Linked DNA regions of Homo sapiens: all the other regions are linked to region 3. A link is a loop called in an ENCODE intact Hi-C map of the cell type or tissue named here. Cell type or tissue: PC-9. All regions are shown on one strand.

Evidence for each region. A loop is a pair of places that touch in the nucleus more often than their neighbours do. Peaks named below come from ENCODE experiments on the same cell type or tissue, not always from the same donor. Only the 100,000 strongest peaks of a DNase experiment are listed, where the experiment ranks them.
Region 1: it touches region 3 in a loop (5-fold over the local background); 5 of 110 quality-filtered maps call a loop at or near these places.
Region 2: it touches region 3 in a loop (6-fold over the local background); 6 of 110 quality-filtered maps call a loop at or near these places.

The regions. Positions count from the first base shown.
Region 1 is chr2:233,418,827-233,426,826 of GRCh38, reverse strand. All of the region lies in intron 3 of DGKD (diacylglycerol kinase delta), which reads right to left. Among named protein-coding and RNA genes, the nearest start is that of DGKD, 68 kb to the right of the region's middle. RefSeq lists enhancers at 1-124, 1-592, 4,490-4,639, 7,730-7,929 and a silencer at 7,430-7,539. In PC-9, no CTCF peak of the experiment used is centred here; DNase peaks (open chromatin) are centred at 6 and 4,456; H3K4me3 peaks cover 1,332 bases; H3K27ac peaks cover 3,310 bases.
Region 2 is chr2:233,409,812-233,417,811 of GRCh38, reverse strand. All of the region lies in intron 3 of DGKD (diacylglycerol kinase delta), which reads right to left. Among named protein-coding and RNA genes, the nearest start is that of DGKD, 59 kb to the right of the region's middle. In PC-9, no CTCF peak of the experiment used is centred here; DNase peaks (open chromatin) are centred at 2,451, 3,271, 4,061, 4,541 and 1 weaker place; H3K4me3 peaks cover 770 bases; H3K27ac peaks cover 3,961 bases.
Region 3 is chr2:233,483,193-233,491,192 of GRCh38, reverse strand. USP40 (ubiquitin specific peptidase 40) reads left to right here. Exons shown (of 32, transcript NM_001365479.2): 26 at 1-26; 27 at 1,710-1,828; 28 at 2,889-2,954; 29 at 5,216-5,426; 30 at 5,567-5,662. Among named protein-coding and RNA genes, the nearest start is that of USP40, 80 kb to the left of the region's middle. In PC-9, a CTCF peak has its summit at 4,418; DNase peaks (open chromatin) are centred at 2,642 and 3,912; H3K4me3 peaks cover 733 bases; H3K27ac peaks cover 5,161 bases.

The DNA of each region.
Region 1 (8,000 bases), 64 kb after region 3:
CAGTGCAATTTGGTGCAACTACTTCAGAAAACAGCTGAACTTGTATATACCCTGTGACTCAGCAATTCCACCCACGCATCCCACAGAAATGCAAACGCATACCTTCCTCATCAAAGCATACGAGAATGTTCATAGCATCACTACTCTAAACAGGCCTACAGTGAATACACTGTAGTATACTCATACATTGGGAGACAAGCAATAATGTAATGAATCTTACAACAGCGAAAGAAATAAGCCTGACACAAGACGACATATACTCTGTGTAATTTCCTTATGCATTACATAAAGTTAAAAAAACAGACATAACTAATCTATGGTATTAGATGCTAGCTTCTCCTAGCAGCTGCTTTGACAGGAGGGGCACACAGGAGGGATTCCGGGGGCTGCAGTGTTCTCCGTGGTCGGGAACATGCATCAAGCTGTGCGTCTGTAATGAGTACACTCCTCCATGTGAATGCTGCACCTCAGTCAAAAAGGATACAGAACTTGGGATTTCTCAAAAACACATAACCACATAACTCAAAAGAAAAGTGTGCAGAGCTGCCCAGACTCCTGCATAAAATCTGGTTAGAAAATAACTGTACAAGAGACAGGGAGAGAAAGGTGGAAACATGAATATGAATATGAAATATGAAGCATGAATATGAGAGTCTGGCAGCACTATGTTAAAACAGTGTTAGAAATGGATTTTCAACGTTTATGAAAAAACGCTGTCTTATAAGGCAAATGCAAGTTAAAATTAGGAGATCCCATTTTTTAACCTACCAGATTCACAGAGATCAAATGTTTTATAATATGGTCTACTGATTCTCATACACTGGGGCAAAAATTAATACAACCTCTATGGAAACCATTTGGTAAAATCTGTCAGACTTGAAAATATACACCTGTGTCTCAACAACCATGCTTCTATAAATTTATCCTCTCCTGTATCTTCATGAGAAATCACATACTGTATATACAAGGTTATTTGTGGCGGCATTCACTATAAAGACAAAATATTTGAAACCAAACAAATAGTGATCAATATAAGGCTGGTAGAGACTGGCTACAGTAATGACAGTACATTCATATAACAGAAAACTATGCAGCCACTAAAACCCCTGAAGCTACTCTACATGTTCTTATATGGAACAACCTCTAAGACACACTGTTAATAGATAAAAGCCAATTGCAGGAAGAGTATGGGTACAGAGAAAACACTAATATTAGTCACCTCTAACTGAGAGGACCTCTGAGTGGCTGGGAAACACTTTATATCTTTTTAGCCTTAAGATTTCTGTACCACTTGCATGTGTTGCCAATCCAAAAATGAGCTATTAAAAAAGAATAAAGTCGGCCGGGCACAGTGGCTCACACCTGTAATCCCAGCACTTTGGGAGGCTGAGGCGGGCAAATCACGAGGTCAGGAGATCGAGACCATCCTGGCTAACACAGTGAAACCCTGTCTCTATTAAAAATACAAAAAAATTAGCCAGGCGTGGTGGCGGGCGCCTGTGGTCCCAGCTACTCAGGAGGCTGAGGCAGGAGAATGGCGTGAACCCGGCAGGTGGAATTTGCAGTGAGCCAAGATTACGCCACTGCACTCCAGCCTGGGCGACAGGGTGTGACTCCATCTTAAAAATAAATAAATAAATAAAAATAAAGTCTTACGTTTATATGTTAAGGATTAAAAAAAAAAGCTTTAAAATTCTATTTGAAAGAACAATTTTGGCTTCTATTCTTGATTCAAGTACATGATTTTCCAAGAGAAATGAGAAAATACCTTGCTACTCTAAATGAGTTGCCAAGCCAGACAAAATGTCCTCCCATGTCCTGGGAAGAATTAGCCCAGGGGGTTATTAAACCGCAGGGAGTGATCTCTGAGAAATCATGGTGAAAAAGGAGACATACTGGAGACATGCAGACGTGATTTCTCAAATGGAAAAGAGGGTGGACTCTGGCTTACACACACATGGCAGCTGATAGAACAAGGGACAGTTTGGCTAATATGGGCGAGGCACAAAGAAGGTCTCGGCAATCCACCGCGTGTTTTCCAGGTTATCTGCTCCATTCAGCTTCTCCACAACCTGACGAACCCGGCTGAGGGGCCTGCTCACAGTCCCACAGCAAATGAGCTGATGTGGCCAGGACACCAGGCAGGGGGGCTCCAGGCGGAGCCCTGGACCTCCATCCCGCAGCCTCTCCTCATCTGGGTGGTGCCTCACACCAGGGCCAGTGGGCCGGAGGCAGGGAAGCAACTGGCACTCACCACGAGCTCTCCCAAGCTCACTCAGTACAAGCGGTGTCTGGCACATTTCATTTCCGTTTTGGCAGGGTGACTGGCTTGGAGGATCAGCACAAGGACGATACCAACATCTCATTAAGTCATCTGACTAGTTGTCCCTCCCACTCTGACCAGGTTTCCCAAGAGTTCAAAATAGAAGGTGGAGAAATAAGATCTGGAGGATAATGACAAAGGCAGTTCACTGATTGACATCAGGCTGAATCACAGCACCCAAATGGCTATGTCCTGTCCAACCATTTCTAACCATGAATTTGGACATGCAGGGATCTGGACGTGGATCTCATTCATAAATGACACTTTAAATGACAAAAAAGATCAAAGTCCAGCAAACTGTGTCACGCTGAAACCACAGGCCAAACCAAAAGGGCCTAAGAGTAATTAATGTGAGGCCCGGGGACCACAACGGTCCAACGGTCATGACGAGCGAGCAGGGATGGGTAGAGGCACAACATTCTGAATGGACCCCCTCTTCACTTTTCACGGGTCCAAATTCAGATGACAGGGAGGTACTTTTCCCCACTCCTCTCACTGAGAACTGAAAACCATGGGCATCAGAAAATCAACACAAAAAGACCCTGAAAGGTAGAGAGAAGATGGCAGCCTGACAAGGGTCTTGTCCAAAGGGATGACACTGTGGTGGCCCTCTGGGTTTTCTTTTTACCTGGTATACCCTAGACTTGGAGCTAAAGAAGCAGCAGCCGAAAACAGTGATGGATACTGGGGGGGTGGGTGGAAAGCCCCAACAAAAGCCTGCTCTTCCAGGCCAAGGATCCAGGAAGGGGGCAGTCAGACAAGACAGAAACTGACAACGGCAGTAACACCCACCTTACTCCAGCCAGCGCCACAAGAAAAAACCATGCCCACCCCACTCCCAGGCCGCAGCTAGGCACTCCAGCACTCACCTAACAGAGTATCCAGAGGAGGCCAAGCTGAGAGCCGGGATGTCTCCTATACCACCTGGAAATGAGTCCTCACCCCCGACAGCACAAGAGGATATGCAAGCGGCAAATAAGCACACAGAAGATACTCAACATCCTTAGCCATCAGAGAAACACACTGAAACCACAACCAGAGAGCCCTACGCACCTATCACGATGGCTACAACAGAAACTAGTGCCAACACCACCTGCTGGAGAGAATATGGAGAAAGTGGATCTTACTGTTGGGTGGGATGTAAAACATTACGGCCACTCTGCAAAACGGTTTGGCAGTTTCTTAAAAAACCAAGCATGTGACTAGCATATGACCCAGCAATTACACTCTTCAGCATTTATCCCAGAGAAATGGAGATTCATGTTTGCACCGAAACCTACCCAGGAATGTTTACAGCAGCTTTATTCATGATCACCAAAAGCTGGAAACTATTCGGATGCCCTTCAGGGGGTAAATGATTAACAAACTGTGGTACACCCGTGGAATACTACTCAGTAATAAAAAGGAACAACCACTGATAAGACTCATCAACCTCAATGAGGCTCCAGGGAATTACGCTGAGTGAAAAATCCAACCCCAAAGGTTACATACTATAAGATTCCATTTATATCACATCTTGAAAAGACCAAATTATAGAAATGGAGACCAGATGAGTGTTTGCCAGGGGTTACAGAGGGACATGTGTGAGGCTGTAAAAGGGCACAAGGAAAATCTCTGCGGCTTGGAGGCTACCCATCTCCACTGTAACGAGGTTAGTATCCTGGGTGTGACATTGTACTGGAGTTGTGCAAGAGGTTACCACTGCATGCAACTGGGTAAAGGGTACAAAGAATCTCAAAATAAAAGCTTTAATTAAAAATAAGTAACCACCATCAACAATATTTAAGTTTAAACTGGGAAAACCAAGGAGTAACTCCAGAACAATGCTGTGTTTCTTAAGGACAAGGGCGTATGTGGGCAGCGCAAGTTAAAAGTGTAATCTTATCTAAAGTCCTGTATTTGTAGTTAGTGCAACCCATGAAACATCTGACGCCAAGAAAATATTATGTGGACACAGCCGACACACCTTTGGTACACATTCTCAAAGAAAAGGACCAGGTCCTCTATGTCAGGAGGGGTGGGTAGAAATGCCAGCTGCCCCGCCTGTCCCTGCGCCTGAGTCCAAGCACACGCAGGAGTGTCATGGACCACGCCCTCCGGTTGAGCTGCTCATTTTGCTATGGGCTCTGACACGTGGCCTGGGTACTTGAGCCTGCACAAGGCAGGGCCCTGGAAATGGAAGGTTTCATTTCTAAACACAACAGTGCTTGAGGAATCAGTGGAGCTATGTAACCTGAGGAGCTCAGCCATGAAGAGAGGATGTCAGAATCGCAGGCTCCTGCCCTCAAACAGTAGTGCACTTCCTGGGTGGGGCGGGCCAGCCCAGCACCCACTACGGCAATACCAATGTATGCTCTGGGAGTGGCCGAGATGGTGCCAAGACAAGGCCCCAAAAGAAGCTGCCTCTGCAGCCCCACAGCCCACTGGCCATGCCCCTCGGGGGTCCTACTACACACTTAGGGGGCCTCAAGGTCCTTCTGCCACTGCCTCCCAGAGACCAGTAATTGTCCCATCCCCCCAACCTCCCAAGTCAGAAACTGCTCCCTCAACTTCACCTCCTCTCTCCTGTGCTATCTTCATCATTGGGCTCCAAATTCTTTCTTTCTTCCTCAGAAATAAATTCAGGCAGTCTTTCACTTGAGCAAACAGAAAAGATTCCTGCTCCTGCGGAAGTTACATTTGAATGCAGGCAGTAAATTAAAGACTTATTAAAGAAGTGAATTACACAGCATGGAGAGTAGTAGCTGGTGACAAGCCCTATGGAAAAACGGGAGACCAGAAAAGAGAGGTCTGGGGGCCAGGGGACTCCACAGCAAAAACGGGGAGGAGGCGAGGAAGGAGCCAGAGACTGGAAGGAAGCAAGGAAGGAGGTGGGAAGGGCTGAGCAGAAGCAGGCGCGTGGTGCGTGGCTGGGGCTGGCATCAGGAAGGGGGCCAGGGGCCAACCTGCAAGCATCAGGACCACAGAGGGCCATGCAGGTGTAAGAACTTTGGCTTTTACTCCACGTAAAATAAGAAGCCATGCAAGCTCAAGTTTTGAAAGCATCATTCTGGTTGCTTTATTGAAAGCTGACAGTAAGATGCAGGAAAGAAGGCAGGAAACCTTTTGGGAGGCTCCTCAGTAACCCCATCACGAGATGATGGTGAGGAGAGTGGGCAGGCTCTGGATGTGCTCTGAGGACAGCAGACGGGACAGGGTGAGACAGAGAGGAGTCCACAGTGACCTCCGAGCAGCTGGCTGGGTGCTGCTCCCATCCCAGGAAGGGGACACTGTGGGTGGAAGCAAGCTTTACAGCTGGGGTGGCGGCAGGGCCAGCAGGTCCGTGTGGACATGCTGAGGGCACGGTGTCGATTAAAGTCTCAGCAATGTCCAATGTCTTATCTCACTCATGAGGTCTTCATCTTGCCCTCAGTTTGGTATGTTAAAAAAGAAAAACTTAAAGACACTATAGAAATGAGATCACTCATACGTGACCACTGCTGCTGATAGTTCTGGAGGTAATTTGACGATCACCAGTCAAGCTGAAGATGCACACACCTGGCAATTCTATCCTTAGAAACACATTCTAGAGAAACTCTTGCCCATGTGCCAAGAAGACGAAGATAAGCATATTCACAGCAGCACTACTGATCACAGGGAATCTGGGAAAGTGTACGTCCACAACAGGACGTCTTAGGTACTGGAACACTACAGAGGCCACGAAAACCAGCATCGTGGGCCTCAACTCAGGCCGCGCCTGTCAGGAGCTCTGCGGTTCATGCCTCGTTCCCCAGAAATTCTGATTTAACTCCAGGAATCAGGAATCAGTTGTATTAAACCTTGAACCATTTAACTAAAGCTAGATGTAGCCACAGGGATAAATCCAGGAAGCGTAATGCTGTGGCTGTCCAGTCTGATAACATTTATTCGACATTTCAGAACCAGTTCAACAATGCTATATACTGTTTATGCCTACACACACTTATCAAAAAAGTATATAAACATGAAAACAAATGACAAACACCAAAGTTAGGATGCCCCCAGGGAAGGGGGAGCAGGAAGAAACGAGGATAGGAAAGAGAATTCCAAGTGCCTCTGTTATATCTATTATGTTTATTTCTCAGGCTGGAAGCAGTCATAGCTGGGTTCATGTGTTACTTTTTGAATGTTTTAAATGTTTTGGCACAAAAATATGCTAACATGCCCAAGCCAGAACTAGAGACACACACAATATAGCCATGCCCTATATTTGTAGTTTAGCCATACGGAAGGTTAACAGGTCAGCCTGAAACCATGCCAGTAGCCAGACTCTGCTGAGGGAACTGGGGGAGGGGAATCTCCTGAGCGCCTGAGCCTGGAATTCACTCCTTTACCATCCCAACCCCTTTATGCAGGGTTCCCAGGGCTTTTATACACCCCACCAGGCCCCTGCCGACTGCCACGCGTCTCATGGCAGACACAACTGTTCCTAATTTGTCTCTCAAATTTCTCATCCCAGAGTCAATTCCTGAATCCCAAATAGCTCGAGTGTCTGAAAACAAGGTGGATGCTTCATGAAGGGAGGAAAGGGAGGTCCTGGCGGGACCACTCAGAAGGGAGCTTTTAGAGGAGAACAGCAAAAACACCTTCCCTCCCAACACACACCCCTCCACAAACCACAAACCAACATCACACCCTAGAAACCTCAAAGCACACAGGGACAGGTCCTGCACCGTCGACAGACAAGGTGAAAATCCACCCACACCCAAAGCAGAACAAATCTGGGCTCTGTAGTGCTTGCTTTGGGGGACTGGAGGGAAATTTTCCCGTGACAAAGCTCAGACTGTAGGAATTCACCACACACAAGCCTCTTCCACCTGCAGCTTTCTGTCTGGCCAGGTGAGAACCACAGAATGTTTCTAGCACATGAGTAAAGTCACACCACAAAGCCTATACCTTAAAAATTCCAGCCTTCCATTTCTAAGACATACAAGCCAAGAAGCAACCCTCTGGAGCATCTTACAAGGAAGCTCAATTCCTTCCGCTTAATTCCAAACCCTGACCTTGAACTCACCACCCAACAGCCTCCCAGTATGATGGCACACTGTCCCCTGGGGCTCTTACCTGCTGCCCTTCCTGCTCAGAACAGTTTCCAGCTGCTCCACGTGTATCAAAATTGAAGTGACCCAGCACAAACAAAAACTGGGTGTTAAAGTCAATGGGCAAGAGCCTACAGATTACGAAGTAGAGCAGGAACGCTGGAGCAGCAAATCAGTACCGTGCAATCAGCCACCAACCAAAAGAGGGGCAAAGGGACGGTGCTGGGGGCAGGATGAGGCACTCGGAAACACTCTGCTAAATATAGCTCCTGGGCTGCAGCGCTTGGAAAGGTGGCCGAGAATAAGCATCTGGCGCCCTGGGTCATTTCTGTCACTTCCTGTTACTCACATCCTGCTGTTCCGATGCTGCCCGAATCCTGGATTCCCCGTACACAATTCCCTACCTGGAAGCCCCCAGAGACAGACCATTCAAAGCAGCTGGGATGTGCGTAGACAACAGACTTCCTCACAGAGCACCACACAAAACACAAAAATAGACACCACCACACAAACAAGCTCTTGGAGTTCCCCATATAGAAAGAGCCTGAGTGCCCAGGTCCGGGTGAGCTCCGCACAGCACTGTGTCAGACCCCGCCCAGCCCACCAGCTCTGCACGCTGC
Region 2 (8,000 bases), 73 kb after region 3:
AGTCCCCAAATGTCCTCTTCAGGCCAATCTCACCTCCCCCACTGCCTTATCCCTACCCATGTTTGAGAATCGCAGGTCTATATAATAGTGTTTAATCTAGAATCTCAGTGATAAGACTTTTGAGTGGTTTTTGTTTGTTTGGGTTATCTGCACTTAATTATCTATAATGATACATGTTATTTGTATTAAAAGGGGAATTAAAAAGAATCTTAGCATCAGGAAAACCTTCCAGGTATTTTTGCCATAATGCAATTTTTGAGTTCCTAAAAACCCTCATACTCTACAAAAGGGCACAATAAAAGTAAAAAGAAGTCCCATGGGAATAGGTAAGCTGGGGCAGGCCACTGAGAACTTATGCAAATTTGTAACCAAGCATCAAGGGAACAACAGCAATATTAAATGTTTTTAAATGAACAAATTTTACCACATAAACACTACAGTAAATACAGAACTGCACCTTTTAAAAAATGCACAAGGGGGGCTAGGCGCAGGGGCTCATGACTGTAATCCCAGCCCTCTGGGAGGCTGAGGTGGGCAAATCACCTGAGATCAGGAGTTCAAGACCAGTCTGGCCAACATGGTGAAATCCCATCTCTACTAAAAATACAAAAATTAGCCAGGCGTGGTGGCGGGTGCCTCTAGTCCCAGCTACTCAGGAGGCTGAGGAGGGAGAATCAGTTGAACCCAGGAGGCAGAGGTTGCAATGAGCTGTGATCGCACAACTGCACTCCAGCCTGGATGACAGAGCAAGACTGTCTCAAAAAAATAAAAAATAAAAAAATGCACACAGGAACTAAGACACAGTAAGCAATTCCAAGGCAGAGCTTGCGGCTGCAATGCACACCGTAGCAGGAAGGTGGGAGAAGTAAGACCAGAAGCTTCATGTCCAGGGCTGTGCTCCTCCTGGGCTGACTGCATCCTGCGTTAGTGACCTTGGCTTTCAGTAGCTGGGCTGCTGGACTTCTCGCTAGAGAAACAAACCACAGCAGGAGGGCAGAGTACCTGCATCCTTCAGCTACTGAACAGAAGAAACAAGGAGCTGAAAGACCTCGGAGTCCTGGTGACAAGGAAAGGCAAACCAAAGGTCCCTGGTAGTAAGTCTGGAAGGGATGGGGTGGAGGGAGAGAAACGGGAATGCTTTGGCATTCTTAAGTCTGACAGCCACCACGCTGTCATAATTTATCCATTTTTCTCTGGGATTAACTAATGGTAAATCTGCATATACCCAAAGGCGTCTATAGTAACACTGTAGTTAACAAGTAAGTATCAAGAGGAAAGTAACAAGATGAGAAGGAAAAAGAGTTTCATAAGCTACCCGAAGCCCTTGACACTACCATCCACTTTTTTGGTCACTGAAGGTCAACCTGACTAAGCAATACAATTTCCCAGAGCAAGGTGGCCAAGGCAGAACAATCACATCTGCTGGCTGGGCCAGGTGTCACCCTTAGGACAAAGTCTTGTCCACACCTTTTCAAATGAATTGATTCAAGCCTGTTTGTGTGTTCAATACTTAGAGTGGTTAAGTAAACCACAGAATGGCTACCACACAGAAAACAAAGCCACACGAGGAGGGAAAAACAAGTAATTTATAAAAGGGCATATTTATACTGTACTCTTAAAAATGGTTAAGATGCTAAATTTTATGTTATGTGTATTCTACCACAATAAAACAGTATTCTACCACAATAAAACATAAATGAGGGAAAGGGGGACATACTGATGTCATCGTATTGTGTTTAAAAAAGGCAGGACACAAGCAGCCGGGAAAACTGGAGGTTCACACATCAAGTGGTAGGACTGAGAGATTCTTTTTTTTCTTTTCCCTCTGGTTTTCTCTATTTTCCAAATTGTCTACAGTAAAAGGTGTCTTTAAATTTATCTATGCCTGGTTGGGCGCAGCAGCTCATGCCTGCCAATCAGTGCTTTGGGAGGCCAAAGCAGGAGGATCCCTTGAGCCCAGGTGTTCAAGACCAGCCTGGGCAACACAGTGAGACCCTGTTTCTACAAAAAAAATTTATAAATTAGCTGGGAATGGTGGTGCCTGCCTGTGGTCCCAGCTACTCAGTAGGCTAAGGTGCGGGAATCACTTGAGCCCAGGAGGTCAAAGCTGCAATGAACCTTGATCACGCCATTGCACTTCAGACAGGGCGACAGAGTGAAACCTCATCTCTAATTAATTAATTAATGTATCTATGCCTTTTCAAATTTATCTATGCCTTAATCTACGCCTATTTCCTACAAAAATCAAGATCAGAGATAATTACTCCCATTTGCCTATACAACCTCCTTCATCCATTGACCTGCTATCCCAATGGCCTCTGGCAGGGCCTAGCTAAAATACTGGGTCTCCAACCACCCCTGCAGCTAGAGACAGCAATGGAGGTGAAGGAGCTGACATCACCGGGGAGAGTGGTTCCAGGAAAGCTCTTTGAGGGAGATGACTCAGCTGGCAGCCACCCTGATGGCACTTGCTGCAGGCATCTCATAACCAAGATGCCCTACCCTAACGTACCCTACTCCTATTTCACATGGAAAATTAAAATAGAGTTTCTTTTGTGGGCTAAGGAGTCCCATGTCCTCCAACTTTTCTGTGCTTTAGTCTGAAAGCTCAGCTGTCTGGGAAAACAGCCATGTCTCCTGACAAGGTCTAACTGTTACCTGTGTGAGGGTGCTCTCAAGTTTTGCTCTTGGCAAAGAACTAGGCCAGCAGGGACAGAGTCCAAAGTGTGGGTCCAGCATGTACCTGTAGTCTCAGCTACTCGGAAGGCCAAGGCAAGAGGATTGCTTGAACTCAGGATCTCCAGACCGGCCCAGGCAACACAGCAAGACCCCGTCTCTAAAAAATACCCACACACACAAAGAATGGGCCCTTCCAGCCCCTTACCAACTCCCTCAGACTGGAAGGTCAGGATGCCAAATCAGCCCCAGGTCAGTGTACAGACAAAAATGGTTCACTGCTCACTCTGAAAAGAGATGGCCTCATTCCCCAGCCAATCCACCTGCAGGATGGAAGGGCAGTCATCTTCTCTCCCCCAAAACTAACTCTAAGGAAAACATCTATAAACACACTACTATTGCACTTCTTGAAAAAACATACCTGAAACAACCTGAAGCTTTCAATTCTTCTAATTGTGAAGCAAAAGTACAGGACCGCAGAGACAAGGTCCTGTACCACAGGACCCAGGACCACGATACCTGAGACATTTCTCTTCCAAGTGTCACAGTCATCACATTGTAATGTCAGGAGCTGGGGCCACAAGACAGTTGGCCAAGTCACCTCATCCAAGGCATGCCGTGGTCTCCCCCTGGAGGGAGGGATGGAGTGCCTGCCTGGTGACCCTGTGGTCTGGCAGAGCTGTGTTTGCTATCACATGAACTCAGCACTCTGCTTAACAGGAGAGACTACAGGTCCATGAGCGGCACAGCTGTTGTTCTAAGTTTCCCAGCTTTGATAAGGGAGCCCCTGATTCCCAAGCCCAACCTCTACGGCTGCTGCTGGTGCACAAAGACCCAGTCCCCTTAGGATGCAAAGGATAAGTGGGCACAGACTCCTTCCAGATGCTGGGGACCTGAATGCAGTCTGTAGCCACAGCAGTCATGTCCTGAAAGAGAGAGGCCCAGTCCAAACTACCCTGTTCTTTTTTAACTCCCTGGCTGATTCATGTGTTTGCTCCAGGGGCTGTCATTTGTAATCTGTCCAGGAAAGGGCATCTCAGACCACATTCCCAGTCAGGGAATCATATACAAGGTCAAGAGCCTCCTGGAATTGTCCTCCCTCATCTAGAACCCCCGCTTCCTAATTTTATTTGGATGCTCAGAGGTGGTTTATCCCTTTCCACTAACCAAGCTTACAATGGCTTTCCTTATTCCTCTGATACTTCAAGTACATTGTAAAAATGAAAAGAAGTAATTCCAACTATAGGTTTTAATATTTTAAAAGACCAAAAAAGGTTGAAAATATTTTTTCCATTGGCAAGCCCTGACTCAGAGGGTCTGTGTACCAGTGCTGGGCACATAGCCAAGAATTTGAAGAGCCACCGTGGGAGGGCACGGCATGCAGGGCAGCCACAGCCTGCCAGCCTGACTCAGCCAGCTCCCGTCACAGCACAGTGACGACACGGTCCCATGTGGACGGGGGGAGACAAAAATGCTTCCCAGAGGTGCCAAGGAATAGAGATACAGCAACAACAAATCAATTAACCCCACAGGCATTTACAGTGTGGCTATTTGGTGCCAGGCATGGTTCGGGGGCGCTGGGATGAAAACAGATCAACAAGCCCCATGATATCCCTTCTCTCATAAAGTTTCTACTTCTCCATCCAACAGACATAAATCAGAGGGAAAAGGAAGAGAATGCAGAAAATGTCACTGCAGACACAAGAAACAAAAAATCTGAACATTAAAAAAAAAAAATCACAGGGTATTATCAAAAACTTTACCCCAAAAAAACTGCATACCTACATCATTTCACTGGTAAACTCTAGCAAATATTTCAGAAAGAACACCAAGCTTACACAAACTTTATCAGAAAACAGAGGCGGGGTAACACTGACTCACTACATATATATGTATTTTTAGTAGGGATGAGGTTTCACCATGTTGGCCAGGCCAGTCTTGAACTCCTAGCCTCAAGTGATCCACCTGCTTCGGCCTCCCAAAATGCAGGGATTACGGACGTGAGCCACCACATCTGGCCTGACTCTCTATTTTTTAAAGTACCAAAACCTGACAAAGGCAGAAAGGAAGAAATGAGGGAAGAAAGGGAGAGAAATAAATTACAGATCAATACCTTCATGAATATTGGTGCAACAATCCTTAACAAAATAATGGCAAATTGAATCCAACAATAAATAAAAAACATATTATGAGCAAATAGGGTTTAACCCAAGAATGAAAAGTTGTCTTAAATTTGAAAATCAACCAATTTAATTTGCCCTTTTAATAATATAAAGGAGAAAAAAACCATGTGTTCACTTCAATAAATGCAGAAAAGCATTTGACAAAATTCAACACCCATTAATAATTAAAACTGTCAGCGATCAAGTAAAGAACATCCTCAAACTGATAAAGGATACCTACAAAAAGCCTACAGCTAACATCACATTTAATGATGAAAACCGAACTGTTTCATGTTAAGACTGGAAAAGGTGGAAGGATTCCTGCCTTCGCTACTCCTATTCAACACTGTACTGGAATCTTAGCCTTTGCAATGAAGCAAGAAAAATAAATAAAAGGCATGTGAGTCAGAAAGGAAGAAGTAAAGCTGTCCCTATTTGCAAATGATACAACTTTATATAGAACTTTCTAGGGAATCTACACAATGACTACTAGAATTAAACAAGCAGTATTTTGCAAGGTCACAAAATCCACTGTATTCTTATATATTAGCAGCAAACAGATATAAAATGTTTATAAATTCCATTTAGTTAATAAAAATAAAAACATAAATTACATTGAAATGAATCTAACAAAAGACGTTAAAGACATCTACACTGAAAACTACAAAGCACTGCTGAGATAAATTTAAAGCACCTAAATAAAGAGAGAGAGATCGTGTTAATGTACTGGAAAACTCAACATCATTAAAGATTCAATGTTATTAAGATAGCAATTCTCCCCAAATTGATCTACAGATTTAACACAATCTCAAACAAAATTCTAGCAGGCCTCACTTATAGAAATTGACAAACTAATATTAAAATTTATATGAAAATGCTAAGTACTTAGAATAAAGCTATGTTAGAAAAGAACAAAGATGACTCTAATTTCAACACTTCCTATAAAACTACAGTAATCAACAAAGTGTAGAATTATTTCAGTAAAGGCAGACATAATATAGTTCAATAAAACAAAATAGAAAATCTGGAAAGAGACTCAAAAATAAAAGGTTAATTGACTTTTGAAAAAAGGCAGCAAAGGTAATTAAATGAGGAATGGAATGTATCTTCAATAAACGCTGCCTCAAAAACTGAATATCCATATGGGGGTCGGGGGAAGAACATCAATAATAATCCCAACTGTAAAACCTAAAACTACAAAACTTATAGAAGAAAATCTTTGCAAGCCGAGGTAGACAAGGGTTTTCTGGATAGAATACTAGAAGAATGAGCCATTTAAAAAACTGATAAGTTGAATTTCACCAAAAAGAAAGACTTCTGTTCTAAAAGTGTCATTAAAGAAAACACAAGCCACAGACTGAGAAAAACATTCACAACACATGTATCAGACAAAGGACTTACATCCAAAATACATAAAGAAGTCTTACAACTCAATAAGAACCCAATTAAAAAAATGGATAAATGTCCTAGCACACATTTCACAAAAGACATACAAATGACCAACAAACACATGAAAAGATGTTGACATCATTAGTCATCAGGGAAATGGAAATTAAAGCCACAATGGGGTAACACTACATAACTATTAGGACACATAAAATTAAAAAGACTGATCACACCAAGTGTTGGTGAGGATGTGGAGCAACTGGAACTCTCTATACACTGCTGGTGGGAATATAAAATTGGATCACCACTTCAGAAAACAGTTTAGCAGCCTCTTAAGAAGTTAAACATATACCTACTATATGATCCAGCGATTCCACTTCAAGGTGTTTACCCAAGAGAAATGAAAATATGTCCACACAAAAGACTTGTATACAAATGTTCATAGTTTTATTAGTAATAACCCAAAACTAGAAACTACCTAAATGCCCACCAATAGAATAGACAAATGCTGGAATATGCATACAATGGACTACTGATATTCGTAACATGAAAAATCTCAAAACCATTATGCTGAGTGAAAGAAGCCAGACATTAAAAAAAAAAGTAGTACATGCTGCATTACTCAATTTATATAGCATTCTTTTTAAAATGCAGAGTAATCTACAATGACAGAAAACAAATCCATCCATGTTTGCCTGTGAAGAGGCAGAGAAGGAAGGATTACAAGGAAATTCTCAGGGTGATGGAAATGTTATCCTGACTATGGTGACAGCTTCAGTGTAATTATGAGAGAGAGAGAGAGAAAGTGTGTGTGTATAAAAACTATCAAACTGTACACCTTAAATACTGCAGTTTATTGTACATCAATTATGTCTCAAGTCACAAAAAATGGTTTTCATGTATTAGAATAGTCATTAAAGAACACTATGAACCTTTCTCTGAATAAGCAGGGTGACCATATAGCTTATCATCCAAGCCAGGAAACTTATGCAAGTCAAAGTGAGTGCTAAAGATAAGAGGTTGTGTACTGCCCTGGAGAAATCAGCACTTAGGGATTTGGGAAAAACAAATACCCAATCTCTTCATTGGTGTGATTAGATATCACCCCAAGGTATCTAGTGATACCTTAAAGCAAACCATCAAGTTTTCACAGGAAGCAAACCATCAAGTTCCTCAGAAGGCAGCGCAGAGCTGGCAACAGCCTTGGCAAGTCAGCTGCGCCCATGACCTTGATTTACAGAAAAGGAAGCGATCCCGGTCAATGACGGGCACAGGACAAACCCCAAGGCTCCTGCCTCCAAGGTCAGTGTCCCTTGAGCCCCCCCTCTTTCTTCAAAGAGAAAAAAAATCAAAGAATGGGGTGGAAGCCAATCCCCCTCTTAACTATTTTCCAAACATCTAATTATCTTGACCCACCCTCTATAGCTTTGCAGCCAATGAACAATTCAGCTACAAAGAAAACAGCATTGGCCAGGCACAGTGGCTCACACCTGTAATCCCAGCACTTTGGGAGGCCAAGGCAGGAGGATTGGATCATGTTGACCAGCCTGGACAACATGGTGAGATCATATCTCTACCAAATTTAAAAAAAAGAAAAAGAAAAGAAAACAGCATCGACTTTTCTGTATGAAGTCCAGCACTGATTAACACACCCAGCCACAGGCCTGGAGGCAGCTCCCACAGGGCACATTCTACACCAGACCCAGTCTGCAGGGCCAACCCTTCTGCACAGATCTACTGATAACCACTCCCACAGTCCTCCTCCTGTCTTAAAAA
Region 3 (8,000 bases):
CCACGCTGGCGGAGCTGAAGTCTCAGGTCAGACTTCTTCCTGCACCATAACTTAGTGGTAATGTGGCTTCTTCCAGTGAGATATTAATATATTCTTCTATCTCCTTTTCCCTCAATTACAGTCTGTTCTGATATGGCATTTGTCATATGCCATGTTCAGTGGTAAGTACCCGCAGGCAATACACGCCCATGGTGCAGACGGCTCCTCGTGGCCTCACTGGTCCCTCCTCTGACAGGCATGCTGTGCTTTTGTTTCAATCTATCCTCAGTGACTTGCGGCTTTTGTTCATTTTTATTTTTTTAGGGAAACATGGTTTCTTGGAACATTTGTAAAGCATTCACTTTATCCCTTTATTTACATTGTTTGTGTACCATTGTGACCCATATGTTAAATGTTGTTATGAAAAGCTGTGTTACCAGTTTTCCAGGAGGTTAGAACTCCAGCTTTTATGTTAGGATGCTAAACTAGATATTCTAGGTATTGTGTTGTTTCTTATGCATTAACGTTCACAGAGAAGGAGGGTTTTATCCAAATGGAAGGGCTGGATTAAGCACAATGCAGTGTTGAAGCAGCATCCGCCTACTGTTGGACTGAAATGAGCATTCCTTTCTTCTCTTAGAGGAGAAAATGTGGGGCCTATATATGACTAGTGGTTGTTGATGTTTGGCTTTTGTGCGCCCTCAGTATATGAAATACCCTTCCTCAAGAAAAAGCATATGTTGGCTGGGTGTGGTGGCTCATGCCTATAATCCCAGCACTTTAGGAGTCTGAGGCAGGCGGATCACTTGAGGTCAGGAGTTTGGGACCAACCTGGCCAACATGGTAAAACCCTGTCTCTGCTAAAAGTACAAAAAAAAAAAAAATTCACCTGGCACGGTGGCAGGCACCTGTAATCCCAGCTACTCGGAGGCTGAGGCAGGAGAATCACTTGAACCCAGGACAGGGAGGTTGCAATGAGCTGAGATTGCGCCACTGCACTTCAGGCTGGGTGACAGAGTGAGACTCCGTCTCAAAAAAAAAAAAAAAAAAAAAGGAGAAAAGAAAAAGCAGACAGCCTTATTCTCATGAGAACAAATGGGAAAATACTTTTTTTTTCTCATATTAAGTTGAAAGATATAAAATTGCTGTTTTTAGGTCAAAAAATGGATGAATATTGGTAATTTTAGAGGCTCCAACCTAAGTATATCAGTAGGGGCTTAAAGTGATCCCTTCAGAATTAGAACAAGCAGTTTGGGCCTACTGATTGCAGCCAAAGATTTTGAAATACTTCAGAATCAAAAGCTGATTCATCGGCAGAGCAGACACTGGTGGAGGATTGCGCGGGCACGGAAGAAGGCTGCTGTTGTGTCCCTTGTTGTACTGTTAGAGCGGGCTCTGCCCTGGTGAATTCTACTCCCATGGAAGTTAATTCCAAAGTTTCATTTTTTAAACATGATGATTAAAAAGAAGCTTTTGACTCAGATTTAGAGAGAGGGAACTCACTTCTTTCTCAAGGTGATTTCAGTGCAGAGGAATATGAAGACCGCTCAGGGTTAGTGTTATTTAAGAGAGAGAGAGATTCCTGTGACTTTTAAAATGATGTTATCATTACTTGAGATACTCTTTCCTTGAGATGCCACTGTGTAGTGCTTCATTTTTTTTTTCTAAAACAGTATGTTTTGAAGAGTGCTTTTTAAAACCGTTGGAGAAATGTCTGTTTCTTTTTCTAGGCCATGACCTTGCCTCCTTTCCTGGAGTTCGGTGTCCCGTCCCCAGCCCACCTCAGAGCCTGGACGGTGGAGAGGAAGCGCCCAGGCAGGCTTTTACGAACTGACCGGCAGCCACTCAGGTAGGTTCCTTGCTGGACGCAACACTGTCCCTCTCTGCTGCTGACGCACTGGCTGGTGTGAGGGATGGAGGAGGAATCAGTCTTCTGAGCTGAGTGACAACAAAGCCCATTCCTGGTCATGCCACGCTTGTGACTTGGGTGACACTTTTCATCATAAACTCCAGCAGGCCTTCAGTTTTCCATGTTAAGTATAAATGTAGTGTTGTATATTTTTTCTGTGCTCCAGTGACTGTGACATTATATAACTTAAAAGCATTTGGAGTGAGATGGAAAGTAGGAGTGGCTGTTTCTCACTCAGAAATGTTGGATTCAGCTGATCCTCCTCCTGAAACTTTGAACTTAAAGAGCAGGTTTGGGTCATTTCCTTTGCAAAAAGCAGCCTTGAGGCTTTTTGTTTCTTTCTTTCTCGTTTCTTTCTTTTCTTTCTTTCCTTTCTTTCCTTTTCTTTCTTTTCTTAATAGACAGGGTCTGGCTCTGTCGCCCAGGCTGGAGTGCAGTGGCGTGATCATGGCTCAACTACAGCCTCAACCTCCTGGGCTCAAGTGATCCTCCCACCTCAGCCTCCTGTGTAGCTGGGACCTCAGGCATGTGCCACGACACCAGGCTAATTTTTTGTTTTGACGAGGTCTCCCTATGTTGCCCAGTCTGGTCGCGAACTCCTAGCCTCAAGCAATCCTTCCACCTTGGCCTCCCAAAGTGCTGGGTTACTGGCGTGAGCCACTGTGCCTGGCCAAGGCTGCTTTTAATCGGTTCTGATTACCACCCCAAAGTGACTGGCATGAGAATCTTAACCCCGGCTGAACAGAGGGAAATTTCTTTGGCAGTTTGGCCATCTTCCCAGAGCCAGACCTACATGTTTAGTAAGAAATGACTCAAGTATCTAAATAATCACCGCAGCAAGGATTCTCATTTTTTCCCCTTTTCCAAAAGTTTGGGTGTTCTTATAAGTACTCAGAAAACAATTCTTTGCTTAAGAAAAAAGCTTAAAATTGGGGGAAAAAAAATTCAAGAAAATTAAATGTTATGTCACTCAATATTATCTTGTTTCACTTATTATCAGGGAATATAAACTAGGACGGAGAATTGAGATCTGCTTAGAGCCCCTTCAGAAAGGCGAAAACTTGGGGTAAGAAATTCTCCTGTGCATCTGAAGTGACACACACGTATCTTAACCTCGTTTGCCTTTTGAAGCTTTAACAACTTCATAGTGTAGCATTTTTTTCACTGCTTCTAAGTAGCCTAGCAACTTGAAACAGAGTGTGTGCTAGAAATATGTTTGTATGTCTGGGCATCTAAAACTTGGGACTTATTCTCCCATAAAAACAGTAAGGGAGAATTAATTTTTCAGTAATCACCAGGTGCATATTGACCCCATGATGGCCCTGAAGTGTCAGCAAGAGGCCCACCCGCAGCTGTTGTCAGTGTGTTCGGACAGTCTGCCATCCAACGGATTCATCATTGCTCCCGTCGCTCTGCCCCCTTATTCTACTTTCTTCATCCTAGTATCACCTGACATATCTGTACTTACTGATTTATTTGTTAGTATCTGTCTCCCACTACTAGAATATAAGTACTTGGTTTATTCATTGCTATATCCTTAATACCTAGAATAGTAATTGTGCCCATGTCATAGTCAATAATTATTTATTAAATAAAGATACACCCAAAATTGTCTACAATCAAACCATCTTGTTCTTTTTTCGCTGTAGGAAAATATTTTACAAGTCCTTTTGTAAATATCATGAACTATTAAGATTTGCTCTACCTATTATGATATGAGTATCCTTCTTGTGGTCTGCTTGTTATATGAGAAAGTTATCTTTCAACCATGTCTAACATGTATTTAATTTTAGTGTTTTTATAAAAACACATTCTTAATACAAGTTGTACAACCAGAAATAGTTTCCTGGAGGGGAATTCCAGGATCAAATGGTGTGGACATTTTAAACCTCTTAAAATAGTTAAATATTTCTTCAGGCAAGTTGTTCCAGAATATGAGTATTTATTTTACCTCACCCACAAACCAGCATTGACTATTTCATCGTCTAGGTATTTCCTAAATTGATAAATGAAAGATGATTATCTTGTTCTCATATTCTCCAGTGCTTTGATGACTAATAAGTTCAGGCATTTTTGCAAACTGTATTTTGTGAGTGCATGATTGAGTTATTTCGTGTATTTTGACTGCTTCTGTAATGAAGTCTAAAGGAAAAGCTCTCTTGGAATTTGTGTGAGCTCTTTATGATTTTGACCCTTTGTCACAATGGTTGTAAGCTGTGTCAGGTTTTGATAGGCACAGTGCCTTTTGCCCTTTTGAAGAGCAGCTGTGTGCCTCCTCAGGCCCCTTCCATGGGCTTTTCTGTCCTTGACCAACTTCCAGGGCACTCCTGCTCTCAAGGAGGCCTCTAGTCCCTCCTGTTTCTCTCCAGCAGCCTCTGTCCCCTCCTTGGCAACTTCAGCATCTGTGCCGATGCCCTTTCTGTCCTCTGGCCGCACTGTGCTGGGCTCCAGGCCTTGGCCTCACTCCCTGGCCAGCAGCCCCCTCCCCCATGGGGACATGGGGCTGTGCAGCCTCTGCTCTTGCACTCTGCACTCCCCTGATTCCATGGGCCCACATCTTCCCGTGAACTCTCTTTCTTCCAGTCATTTCATTTCTCATTGCGTGACCTCTTTTGATGGTAAAAACACTTAATAGAAGTACATCTAAAAATCATTCATTGTCTCAGCATCCTAAGAACCAGTCTTCATTTCCCCTTGCTGCCTTCCAGTTCTTATCTATAGCTTTTCCTCCATGGCCTGTGCTGACCTCTGCACGTCCCTGTTCCTCCTGCCTTGCTGAGTGTTGTTCTTTCTGCTCCTCCTGCTAAGGTTTCCCATCTCCCACAGCTGCAGCCTTGTGTCTCACCCGCCCTGTGTCTCTCTTCCCAATTCCAACCCTCAGGTTCTTCTCCCTGGCTACCTCATGGCAGCTCACATTTACAGCCCCCAGAGTCAAGGGCATAACTGCCTACCTCGAGCCCGCTCTCCTCCTGCCAGCTGCCGGGCTATCAAGCCAGGCCTCTCTCACCCTGTCCCTCTCTGCCACATCGTACCTGCTCAGGCCGCCACCTCTTTCCTTTTCTCCCGCACTGAGGAAGTTCCCTACCACGTCTGGGGGGGCTCTGCTGTGTACCGAGAATGGGATCTTCACTTCCGCTCTTCATTCCAAGATTAAAGGAAATTGAAATGCGGAATAAGAGTTTGCCACTAGCATCCAGCATTTAGGGAAAAATCTCTCCTTATAAAAACCAGAAAAGCTGGAGGAGAAGCTTTGCCCATTATGCCTCAAGTTACCACGTGGTTTTGTTTGTTTGTTTGGATCTGGCGCTTGACGGTTTTCTGGTACAGCCCCCAGGACGTGCTGCTGAGGACACAGGTGCGCATCCCTGGTGAGAGGACCTATGCCCCTGCCCTGGACCTGGTGTGGAACGCGGCCCAGGGTGGGACTGCCGGCTCCCTGAGGCAGAGAGTTGCCGATTTCTATCGTCTTCCCGTGGAGAAGATTGAAATTGCCAAATACTTTCCCGAAAAGTTCGAGTGGCTTCCGATATCTAGCTGGGTAAAGTTGTGGGGCTGTCTCAGAGAAATTGGGGCTTACCGGCATAGCAATGAGGTTATGCAATTTTTCACAGTGATAGAGAAGTTAGTGAGAACTTGAGGTTGAGTTTTGCTTATTTAAGATGTTTGATTTTCCCATAGAACCAACAAATAACCAAGAGGAAAAAGAAAAAAAAACAAGATTATTTGCAAGGGGCACCGTATTACTTGAAAGACGGAGATACTATTGGTGTTAAGGTAAGTTGTTTAACAGCAAATTTACCACTTTGAGAAGACACGAGGGTCACATGATTTTATAGAGACGTTTTATTGAATCTTCAAGACACAGATTATCCCATTTTATACAAATTGTTTCAGAGAATGGATAAAAAAGAGGGAAAACTGGACAACTGACTTTACAAGGCCACTGAAACCTCAGTATCCAAACTGCCAAGGACACTAAAATAAAATACAGACCAGTTTCACTTCTGACCATACATGGAAAATTCTAAGTAAAATACTAGCAAGTTCAGCCCAGCAAGTATGTTTTTAAAAACACTACTGTGTGACATGACGTCACAGTAGGTTATCCAAGGAATGTGAGGAGGGCAGCGTGAAGAATAGATTATGTAAGAAATAATCCTGCCAGACTCAAGAGATGCAGAAAAAGCATAAAATAAAACTTATTATTAAAAACCCAGTGTTCATGACTTTAAAAAAGAACTTAGAGCAAACTAGGAATAGAAGGAAACGCCTTAACCTGATGCACATATACCCAAAACCTCTAGCAGCAACACTGTGCCAGCTTCAAAAGCTTCCATTTTCATTAAAGTGGGACCCAAAGTAAGGATTCCCCTAACCGCCCCTTCTGTTTAACACTGTACTAAACAACACGGGCAATGAATTCCCTCCCTCACTGCCAAAAGAAAAGTAAATAAAAATTGAAAGAGCAGTAAAAGAAATTTGAAAAGGAAAATATAAAACCGTTCTTACAAAGGAGATTCAAGGCTGGGCACGGTGGCTCATGCCTGTAATGCCAACACTTTGGGAGGCTGAGATGGGTGGATCACTTGAGCCCAGGAGTTCGAGACCAGCCTGGACAACATAGTGAAACCTGGTCTCTACAAAAAAATACAAAAATTAGCCGGGTGTGGTAGCACACACCTGTAGTCCCAGCTACTCAGGAGGCTGAGGTAGGAGGATCGCTAGGGATGAGCTAGGGAGGTGGATGTTGCAGTGAGCCAAGATCGTGCCACTGCACTGCAGCCCAGGCAACAGAGATCCTGTCTCCAAAAAAAAAGAAAAAAAAAAAAAGGAGATTCAAAAGACTACACAGATAAATGATTAGATCTGATAGAGGAGTTCGAAAGGGTCCAAGATCAGTATAAAACCTTCTGGAGAATATACAAAAACATACTTAGCAGTGTTAAAGAAAGCTTCTGTTAGAGCCACGTCATGTTCTTGGAAGGCAAACCTCACAATAGTAAAGGTATCAGTTCTTCCCAAGTCTGTAAATTCAGTGAAATTCCAATGAAAATCCATATAGATTAGATTAAATAAAATTAATAGCATAAATTCGTACACTAGAGCAAAGGGCCAAAGAGCTAAGATTTTCTTTTGTTGTTGTTGTTGAGACAGTATCTCGCTCTGTTGCCCAGGCTGGAGTGCAGTGGTACGATCTTGGCTCACTGCGAGAAGAAAAAGGACAGGGTCCTTGCCTCACCAAGTGTTGACTGATCACAGCTGTGGCGACAGTGCAGCATGGAGGCACGGGTAGACAAACAGGCTCATGGACAGGGTGGAAAGCCCAGAAACAGAATCACACACGTGAGGAAATGTGACAGATACTTGAGGCAACATTAAAAAATGGGTTATTCAATGAATGGTGCTGGAAAATTAGTTATCTATGTAGGAAAATCATATTCATTAATTTTCATAACCCTAAAATTAATTTTATACAAGTTGAGTATCTATGATTCAAGATGCTTGGGACCAGAACTGTCTCAGATTTCAGGTTTTTTCGGGTTTTGGAATATTTGCATTATACTTAACGGTCGAGCCTCCCTAATCCAAAAATTTGAAATCTGAAATGCTCCATTGAGTTTCGGATTTCTGGATTAGGTATGCTTGACTTGAGTCAGCGTCAGGCCCCATAAAACCTGTACTTACCTCTGCTCACACCATAGTCAACAGGCAATCCAGTTGAAGACTTAAATGTGAAAACCACTCATTTTCAATCTTTAGAAGACATAAGAAAATCTTTGACTTCAAGTTAAGGATTTCTTTTTTTTATTTTTTGAGATGGGGTCTCACTCCGTCACCCAGGTTGGAGTGCAGCAGCATGATTTCCACTCACTGTAACCTCTGCCTCACGGGCTCAAGCGATCCTCCCACGTTAGCCTCCCAAGTAGCTGGGACCACAGGCACGTGCCATTATGCCCGGCTAATTTTTTGTATTTTTGGTAGAGACGGGGTTATGCCGTGTTGCCCAGGCTGGTCTTGAACAGGAGAGTTCAGGCAGTTCACCTGCCTCAGCCTCCCAAAGAGCTGGGATTACAGGCGTGAGCCACCATGCCTGGCAAGAAGGATTTCTTAA